2 separate regions of the Homo sapiens genome follow, and region 1 is linked to region 2. The links are chromatin loops, found by intact Hi-C in ENCODE. Cell type or tissue: heart right ventricle. All regions are shown on one strand.

Region 1 (5,000 bases), 140 kb after region 2:
TTGTTCTTGGCACACACTTAGGTCAAAGCAGAGGTAATGGGATTCGTTATAAATGTGTCTCCTCACATGCCAAAAATGTTGCTGCCTAAAATGTCATATTTCAATGTGGATTTTGTTGGGAGGGAGGCCACGTAAATGTTAACTCCTTGACAGGCATCCTCATTTGGAAGTTTTTTCAACTTGCTAGAATCACAAATGGTACCAAATATAAATAAGTATGACAGTATAAAACCTTTTCAGCTGAGTTTTATAAGTCCTATGTCAAAATAATTTTGAATAGAATGGCTCATTTAGAGCTAATTTATTTGTGGTCTTTGAAAATTGCTACAGAGAAAAAGAATTAAACAAATCAGCGTAATTTTACTTATAATCAAATAATGTTGAATAGATGTTGGAGATGCACAGATTCAACACATTAAGATATAAGCCAGATATTTCCCATATCTGTACTTGATCAGGTTTATGGAAAACTTTCAAAAGATTATCTTCTCATTTATGCCTATCGTTGTAAAAATACAATACATCTTTAAATGTCTAACTGGAAATGTAGTACCTCATAATAAATTGAATTGTGTGTTATTCCATCAAAACCTCTCTTTCTCCCTCTTTTCTCTGGATATTGTTTTATGTATACCTCTCTTCTTCATCATTGTCAATCTCCTTACATTTCCCCATTTTCCCTACTCTTGTACTCTCCCTCCCTCTTCATTTGTCTTCTCTACTCCTTTCTCTCCTGTTTGTTCAGCTTTAGTCATTACTGAATAAAGACTTGTGTTTTCTATTTTTAATTATAAAAGAAGATAAAATAAATTAAGGATTAAAAATAAAACCAAATTGAATGACAGGTGGTCTTTGGGATCTTCTTTTTACAAGCTTTCATTAATTCTTTTTCTGCTCTTGACAAAATATATTTTCCTGCCTCTGGTTTAAAACCATATCCAAAACCATGTGCTTACATCTAATACAAATAGCATGGTTTGTACCATGTGCTTACATCTAAGACAAACCATGCTATTTGTATTAGATGTAAGCACAAAGAGTAAGTATGTTTAATGGAGGAAATAAATGGAAAAGGAGCAATAGGGATTACATATTATAGAGTATTCTCTTTTTATTGGGAAAGCCTCTTGAAAAATCAGGATGTTTTAAAACCATAGTTCAAAATTTTAAAAATGATATCAATTTAAATCCATTCAGATTTTGTTAAATAACTTGTATACGCTTATTAGTAACAATTATTTTAAGCAGTTTACAAGAAAAGCTCATATATTTTTTCTTTAAATTCACTCACTTTTACTTTCATATCAGTGAATAACATTTGTGGAGTAATCAGTTTGATGTGATTAATGTGTATGTATATATGTATATGTATCTATGTATATTTATAATATTGGTCCACATATCACCTGAAATCATTTCATGGTATGAGTTCCCAATTTAGGTTAGGGAAATAAAATATCTCAGTTCTGCTTAGAGAAACCAAATAATTTCATTACAGATTATTATATAGTCAAAGCAGCATTAATTAAAGAGTTACAATTTTGAATATTAGAAATGCTTTTTACCAGGGTTTTCCTAGATTTTTTTTTTTTACTTGCAAAGTAGTATGTTACACAGTCTTTATTGTACTTGATTAAGCTCACACCAGGACAGGTTATCTGGCTCCTACCAGAGTTCTATCAACAGCCTCTCATTCTAAGAACAGATCTATGATGTCAACCCTTAATCCATCTGCCTCCCCCACCTTCTTCCTCTCCTCACTATCTTAAGCTTTGCCACACTGAACGATTAAGAGCTTGGGTCAAAATGATGTGGTTATATAAACACTCACTATTTCTGTCTTATGGAAATACTTCCCCTGTGAGTTGCTCAATATGCTTCGCAGCTAACAGAATACATCTCCTTTCTGGTCTTGCCTTAAAAATAATACCATTTGGCCTAATACCACTGACAAATTGCTAAACCTTTTAGGAAGGACCGCTGCATGCACCAAGAGACATGACTATGACTATGATTTGAACAGGGCCTGCAGCTTATAACCAAGCCAGATATAGTGCAGAAGTGACGAGCTGCAGGGGGAAGCCTGGGCAAAATGACCTGTGTTCTTGTTCTAGCTTCAGCTCTGCCAACCTGGGTAGCGCACATTCCCTCACTGAGCCATTGTTTTCCCAATAATGAAGTCAGCTTTAAGGTCTCTTCTAGTTCTGTGACTTTTAAGCTTTTCAAGGAGAGCTCTCTGTGTTCCAAAAGTTAAGAACATTAACTGAAGTATTCACCACTGTACAGCTAGTGCCTATAGCACTGTCTGACACACAGCAAATGCTTAAAATATATTTGCTGAAAGAATTAACAAAGAGGTAGGTTTGCCACCACTACTGTAAAGTGATTGTAATTAATTTACAGACTCAGCTTCTCTTTCTGCCTGATAAAGATATTTCTTGAGTCAACAAAAAACTACTTATTACTTATTGGGCCAAGCAGGAGAGGTAAAAATAATGAATAAAGAATTGAATTTTAAGAGGAAAGGGCCATGGGAATATTTTTAGGGAATAAATACATGATACAAAACAGTACTACAATGTGTGCTAGCTTTGCTTTCAGGATTAATTTACATTGTGGAAAAGTACATGTACTCGTAGGATACACAGGAGACTAACTTAGGCAGTGCCTCTCCACCCCAACACATACTGATATTGGACTGAACTACAACCCTTGCACACAACTTCAGACTGTTTGCCAAAGTCCATCGAGTGGACTGATGGCATCAGGAATGAGAAAGTAAGAGAAAGAACATAAATGGCTTCTACTTTCTTGCTCTCTTACGTTTCCCACTGCCTTTCTCTACTTTGGTAACATTTCCCACATTCCAATTCTCAACATTCACCCAATCCCTAGCACGTACACACACACACACACACACACACACACACACACACACACACGTGTGCACACTCTGTTCTCCCCACAATCCCTGAAATCCAAGGGAAGGGGAGGAAAGTCATAGATGCATCTACTGATCATGTGAGAGAAAGAGAAAAGCTGCAAAACTGAACTTTTTTCTCTACCAGAGAGGAGAATCCTGGTCAGGACTACAGATGATAGAAGTTAAGAATTTTATCCCCATTTTTGCCCAGCACTCTATTTACATTCTCTTCTCCTTACAGATTTCCTCACTCTCATCTTCCTTGAGTGAGTCTTTGACTTGGACCATCTGAATAGTACCAGCAGCTAAGATTTCAGAATGGCCTGCGGTTAGGAGAAGCCCACCCGCATCAGGAGAGGAAGGACAATTCTTCAAGTGACTGGAAGGATTGGGGTTAGGAAGTTGTATACCAGAAACCAAGTCAGATTCTGAATTCAGTCTACTAAAAAAATTATACCTGCTACAGTGGTTCTATACTGGTTTCAGTTCACTCATTCAAGAGCATTTAACGAACTTCTATTGAGCATTTACACGGTGCCATGCTAGGCTCTATGGCTACAATGGCGAACAACAACAACAAAAATACATGATCCCTACTTTCATGGGGGTTTAAACTTTAGTGGGAAGAACAGATGTTAGTAAAAAAAAAAAAAAACTCCACCAATAAATGTACAATTACAAACTGAGACAACTAACAAGAAGGAAAGGAATGAGATTCCCTGGCAATGTTCTAGAAAGGAGCCTGATGTAGGGTTAGGAGTCAAGAAAGGCTCTGGAGAGAAATTGACACTAAAGCTGAGCTCAGAAGAATGAGTAGGAGATTTCTCAGCAGAGATGGAGGGTGGGAAGCAGAAGAAAAATGAAGAGGCAGGAAATTATAACCTCTCGAACTCTAAAGTCTATAATTTTCCACATTATCTTATTTAGACATTGCTAACAGAATTATGTCTGAAAATGTTCTAGAAATGCAGTTGTTGGTGAGAACTCTCCCATAAGAGGCTACAGACCTAGGTGAGTATGGAGACAGGATTCTGACCAATGACCCTTGTGTCATCAATTCTATATCTTATAATAATCCTTTACATATTTTGTAACTAAAAAATCATCCCCACTAGGTTATTTTTATAAGAAGTTGTCTTTGAGACATATGGACTTCAAGGTTAGTGCCATCATAATATAACCATTAATCCTGGTTGTCACTAGAAATTGCTTTCAACTAGGAAGTTAACAGAAGTTAACAAATATCTACTCTGTACATGTCTCCATCCAGGCCAGAAAGAATTGACAAATCAGTAACTACAATGGATTATTTCCTTTTTTATTAAAAAAAGAGAAGTTCAATTAAGAGATTCTTGTTTCAACAAACAACATGGGCAAAGACTCCATGCCAAGAAACAGCATGGCATGTTCAGAGAGCGTTGGGGAGAAGTGGGGAGATTAGGAAGTAAAACTAACAGGGCTTGGCAGGAGACAGGATATGAGGGAGGAAGAATGAGGGAGCGGTTGTTGTCAAGTATGACCCCATGATTTCTGATTTGCCCACTGGGACAGATGGTAGAGGAGCCATTCTTCAAGTTAGGGAGCATAGAAGATATCCATATTTGGAGTAGAAGATATATTTTGGACATGCTAAGTCTGGGGTGACTTTGAGAAATCCAAGTAGAGATACTGAGTGGATGATTCTGTAGAGAAGCTCAGGAGGGGAGATGTAAATTTGAAGCTATCACTTGATGCATGGATGTGGATGAGGTTGAACAGGCAAATGGAATAAAGAGAAAAGAGAAGGTGGCTTAAGATCAAGTATTGAGGAATTCCATATTCGGTGTTAAGCAGAGGAGAAGGAGCCTACAGATGAGTCAGAAAAGATATACCCAAGAGATAGGAGGAAAAACCAGGCAGGACCAATGCTACAATTAGGCCTGCTAAGAGAGAAAGCATTGTTTTCAGGGACCAGAACTGTAGGATAAGTAAGCTTCCTTAAGGTGGTATGAGGGTCTATGCACTGCACAAGTACTTAGAATATTTTTCCTGAATTGCAGATAAAACCTATGAGAAATGTGGCTACAACAAATTGAGT
Region 2 (5,000 bases):
CCTGGCTGCTCCTCAAGTGCATGTGTCAGGAGTCTCGGCTGGGCCAGGCACGGGGGGGCTAGGCCACAACCAAAGGCCTACCAGGTTCCAGTAGGTGAGGCCAATGAATAGAGGGCCATTCTCCTTTCCTGCCTTCCTTTTCCACCTTCCCAGGCCAGCAGGCTCCATCTTTTAAATTTTCTTCATATTCCCTTGCGAATCCCAAGGAATTGCTATTTAAAATCTTTTAGAAATATACTAGCAAATATAAAGAAGAAATCTGTCTGCCCCAGCCCATCTGGCAGACCCCATGGTATAACTCTGCCTAGTATAAACTTGCCTGAGATAGTCCATAAGCATAGTGCTCAGTTCTTGCCAGACTACACCTCAAGCTCATTTCACAGCCATTCTTCTTCAGAATTGCTAAAATCTCTTAATTCCCTTAGAACAGCAGAGCTAAGAGAAGGTTGGTGCCTGCCACTTGACTTACCTGAGAAAAATAAGGAAGCTATTATTATCCTTGGTCTTTGGACATAATTGTGATTTAACAATAAATATGATGTTTTGAAATCCATAGCACCACCTCTGCAACTCAGGGATAGGCAACAAAGTCAGGGAATACAGATGACACAGACACAAGCATCTGGTTCCATTTTATTAAAAAACAAAACCAAAAGAAATTTTGCAGTGAAATTTCCTGGAATTCACAACCCTCATTTAAAAATCCTTATAGTTGCAATATTTTTTTTTTAGCCAGTACGTAAGAACACGATTGCACTTATTTACATGATAGTCTTCTATATAACAAAAATAACCATGTTGTAATGACTGTTTCCAACTATCACCCTTGTTTCATCACTAGCCCATTATGAGACAAGTTGATTACGCTCTCCAAGTACAAAGAGAATAGAATAAAGCAAAATAAAAGTCTGTGTCTCCTAATAGAAGACAAATTCCTTTAAAGACAGTTACTTTTTTTTTTTTTTCAATTTCTTTGTATTTCAAGAGGGATATAAAGTGCTCTGAAAGGAGTAGGGTAGGTGCCTGAGGTGGGGAAGAAGGAAAGAAATTTATACAGAAAAAATTTAAAAAACTACACTGCCTTAACTAATCATCTCAATATGCACACAACTTTGTACAGAAGATTAGTTTTGGGTAAAAACGCTACATAATTCACTAGTACTTATTTCGGCAATTAAGAACTGAAGTCCAAATGAAAGACTCCCCATGCAAATGTCATCAGGAGTGACTTTTTTGTGATTTTGGGTCAGATGCTATATAAATCAAGGAAGCTCAGTCACACAGTCTGAATATGGAGAGGATAGACAATGCCGAGATGGAACCATCATCTACTACCTGCAGACTAGCCAGAAAGACCTTGTGGGGAAGCTAAGTAGACTTTACCCCAACATCAATCATTTTACAACAAAAGCATTTTGTTGCAAGCATTTGTTTACAATAAAAGTAATTTGTGTTAGGATGGAAAAAAAGCCATTGGAATTTCCTCTTGCTAGTAGGGAGGAAGATTGATTTATGATGTCATGTCTGATTATTTATAATTGTAAATTCATTATTTGCAGATTTTTTTCTAGTGGGAAATAATATGCTGTACAAAGTGGTTAAAATAAGTTATTTCTTTTTCACATTTTTGCAACTGGCAATTGCTGGTTATTGTCTGCAGTCTACAAAACTGAGTATCACATATGTACTGCTTGAGAGTTTCCCCTGGAAACCAGAATAATCATCCTCCCAGCTCATGAACATTTTAAAGAACAATACCCATTTTTTTTTCCAGAAAATGGATGGAATGTAACTTTTCACAAATACAAAATTATTTCATTTTCTAAATGTAAGGGACACCCCTCTATAAAAATAACAGTCCCTCCCCACTCCCACCCCTACATCTCCTTCTAATTATAAAATGGTAGAACCATCTCAGATTACTAATGTGAAAGCAGGAAGTAAATATATTATGTACATGTACAAAACACATCAGTATTTCACACCATTTACATTCATATGAAGTCTTTTTATTGATCTTCCTTTGCAATTTCACAAGAATAAAGTTGAGATAACTTACAAAAACAAGCAGTCCCTTGCTTATAACTGCACAAACATTCTAGCCAGAGGCATCTTCTTTGCAAACAGAGCAACATTATCCTTCAACATTTTGCAGAAGTAAGGGCTGCTGACAGTGAGAAGATCTGTGGGGTCTCCTTCAGCTTTTTAGAGTTTGTGACACTCTTTCCTCATTTGATAAATGTAGACCAAATTCTCAACTACCGAAGAAATTGTATGATGAAAGGCAAGTAACTGGTTGTTGAATTCATGACCCAAGTCAAATTAATCTGCTGCAAGAATAATTGCGATTACTCCAGCAGAGGGCACTCTGCTCCTTGCAATAACATCCTACTGAACAGTAAGTACCATGGATGCCAACACAAATTCAGACCGAAAAGTCCATGTATGTGTTAGTTCTTCAACTGCTCTACTATACCCATTAGTACAGGCAACAGTTTTGTATCTTCTTCGAAAGAGCAGGATATACTATATTTAGCTAGCTCTTATACATGAAAATTCTTTGGCTATTTAAAATCTTCACATTCTCAAAGAGAACAATGTTCTGAGTTCAGTAAAGCGCTAGATTTGTTGGAAAGTTTTGAAGGAAAAGGGGACTAAACACTAGACTTTAAAGATGGTGTGGTACTAAGGCCACAATTCATTTTTTAGATTTCGGGATTTAGTAAGGTCAATCAACAGTCTGCAACAGAAAACCCCATAAGGTTTAATGGTTTCATTCAACCATGCAACCCACCTTCGCTTTTATTTATGAGAACATTGGGAGAAAATTCAACTAGTCAATGGAAGAAACATGTGTTCATTTGGATGGTGATCAGTCTTTGGTTTATATAGCACACATGGTCCCCACATTACCCTGCTTCTCCAAGCCTGTCACTTCACTAAGGATAACAGACCACAGATATTCTGCCAAGCAATGACTTTGGGTAATTGAGATTAAGCGACCTTCTCTAAGGATTTTTCTCCCTCACTGTGTTCAGACATTGCAGACCTCTTAATAGACGTGTATATTTTTGTCTTATCATCAGCAAATATTTATCAGGTGGCCACAGAGCAAATGGCTCTGTATTAAGTGCAAACGTCAGTGGTAGCACAGAATTAGAAGATCTTTGATCACTGAAATTCCTGAAAAAGCCACGTGATTATGAAGCACTCAAGGCAGGTGAAGAGAGATGTGACTGACCTTAGCAGGTTCTTGTAGAACAAGCAGGATTGCAATCAAATTGCTCGATATTAAGGGGCCACGTCTAGCATCTGGACTTGCTTCATTAGTTCTGGGATGATAACTTGGTGTCAATAAAAGGTGTAGAGTGGAAGAGTGTGGCTATTGATCTGTGGGTCTTTAAAAATTAATGTTCCTATTACACAGGGTCTGGGGTTGAGTGAGGACAAAAGGAGGGAAAAGGAAGAGCTAAGGGATGATGAGAAACTCATATTAGCTTCTTAGAATTAATTTATTTTTCAGGCAATCCAGACCTTCTTTGCAATCATGAGTATTTTAACTCATGAGTATTTAATTCCTTAAAAATACAAACTCCCCAAAACCCAGGTCAGCTCTAAACCTAGGGATGAGCATTTACTTGGGGACAGCACGCACATTTTGTTAAGCACAGAAGCTTTCCAGCCCTGCTTTGACCAGCTCCCTGATCAGAGATCCTGCCATCCTCTTTTCTTACTTCCTGCAGGGTGACACTCCCATCCCATTTTAACTGCCAACATCAAACGTATTCATCCATGCAATGGCATGGATGAAGGACCTCGGTGGCCAAGAGCACTGCATGAAGAACCATGCATCCCCATCTTAAGAGGGTAGTCTCTTCGTGTCTCTTTGTCAGTCTTCAGGAATTAGTGGCCCTCAGATCACTTACGATGAGCAAGCACTTGTGCTAAGTAGTTAGGAAGAATGGGCATTCCATCAGGTACAGTATACAAGTTTTTCCAAGAAATCCTAACCCTGGGGGCTCAGGCGAATGAGGAGGGTCAAATGCTGAGGGTGGGAGAAAGCAGATCTAGACAGCATTCTGGAATTGTTGCTTTGCCATTATTTGCCCAGAAAACATTTATGGCAAGGAAGCCTGAAAACATGGCAATGGTTGTAAGATGGGTTGCGATACAACTGGTGATGTGAGAAGTGAAAATGAAACTGACTCCTTTAGGGAGGACATTGGTTTATAGTAAACAGGTTTGCCTCATCAGAAGTGAATATGGATATTGCTACACAATAAAAAGAGGAAAAACACCAACAACAGTAACAATGGTAATCACAATAATGATAATGACTCTGTAGGTATAGAACCTCCAGTTTTTTGTGTTCTGAAGGTTATTTCAGAGTTTCTTGCAAGAGAGAAAACAAATCAGAAAAAAAGGGGAAGAGAGAAGATGGGAAAATAATTTATGTATGGGTATACAAAGTAAGATATAGGCAGTCAGAGAAAAACAGATACAGACAGAAAAGGAAAAGAAACTTAGAGAAGATATAAAAATGCTACTGGAAATTGCCTCTGTGGCCTTAGTACCAGAAAAGACTGGGCTCTCGCTCCACAGAGGGAGTGACTCCATAGCCCAGATTTTTTGAAAAGTTTTGATTTAAGGATTTTTTTTTAAGTCAGGGTGATACATTCAATGGATAACTAAATGTCATTTAATTTTTTATGCTCTGCAAAAATATCCATCTAAACAAAACTCATAAATAAGAAAGAATCCTATGTTAGATCACTGGCATTGATTTGGTTTTGAGAGTATGGTAGCCTCAGGGATGTCAGGGCAGTAACTGAAATGGCCACTGGGCATGGTGAGCTTTGAAATGACCAAACCCAGATCTATGAATTTCCAGGATATTTCACCAGGATGAAGGAAATGTTAAAAACAAGAAAACAAAACAAAACAAAACAAAATGAACATTTTTGGACAGAGCTTTGCCTCCATGATTCTGATCATTACCA

What was found. A loop is a pair of places that touch in the nucleus more often than their neighbours do. Peaks named below come from ENCODE experiments on the same cell type or tissue, not always from the same donor. Only the 100,000 strongest peaks of a DNase experiment are listed, where the experiment ranks them.
Region 1: a loop joins it to region 2, with 2.9 times the contacts of the local background. A loop is called at or near these places in 8 of 110 quality-filtered maps.

The regions. Positions count from the first base shown.
Region 1 is chr4:141,000,667-141,005,666 of GRCh38, forward strand. The region is part of intron 1 of RNF150 (ring finger protein 150); the gene reads right to left. Among named protein-coding and RNA genes, the nearest start is that of RNF150, 130 kb to the right of the region's middle. In heart right ventricle, no CTCF peak of the experiment used is centred here; a DNase peak (open chromatin) is centred at 2,042; H3K4me3 peaks cover 636 bases; H3K27ac peaks cover 4,045 bases.
Region 2 is chr4:140,859,186-140,864,185 of GRCh38, forward strand. It overlaps RNF150 (ring finger protein 150), which reads right to left. Exons shown (of 7, transcript NM_020724.2): 7 at 622-5,000. Among named protein-coding and RNA genes, the nearest start is that of TBC1D9, 110 kb to the left of the region's middle. In heart right ventricle, a CTCF peak has its summit at 2,356 (motif pointing right); a DNase peak (open chromatin) is centred at 2,359; H3K27ac peaks cover 1,340 bases.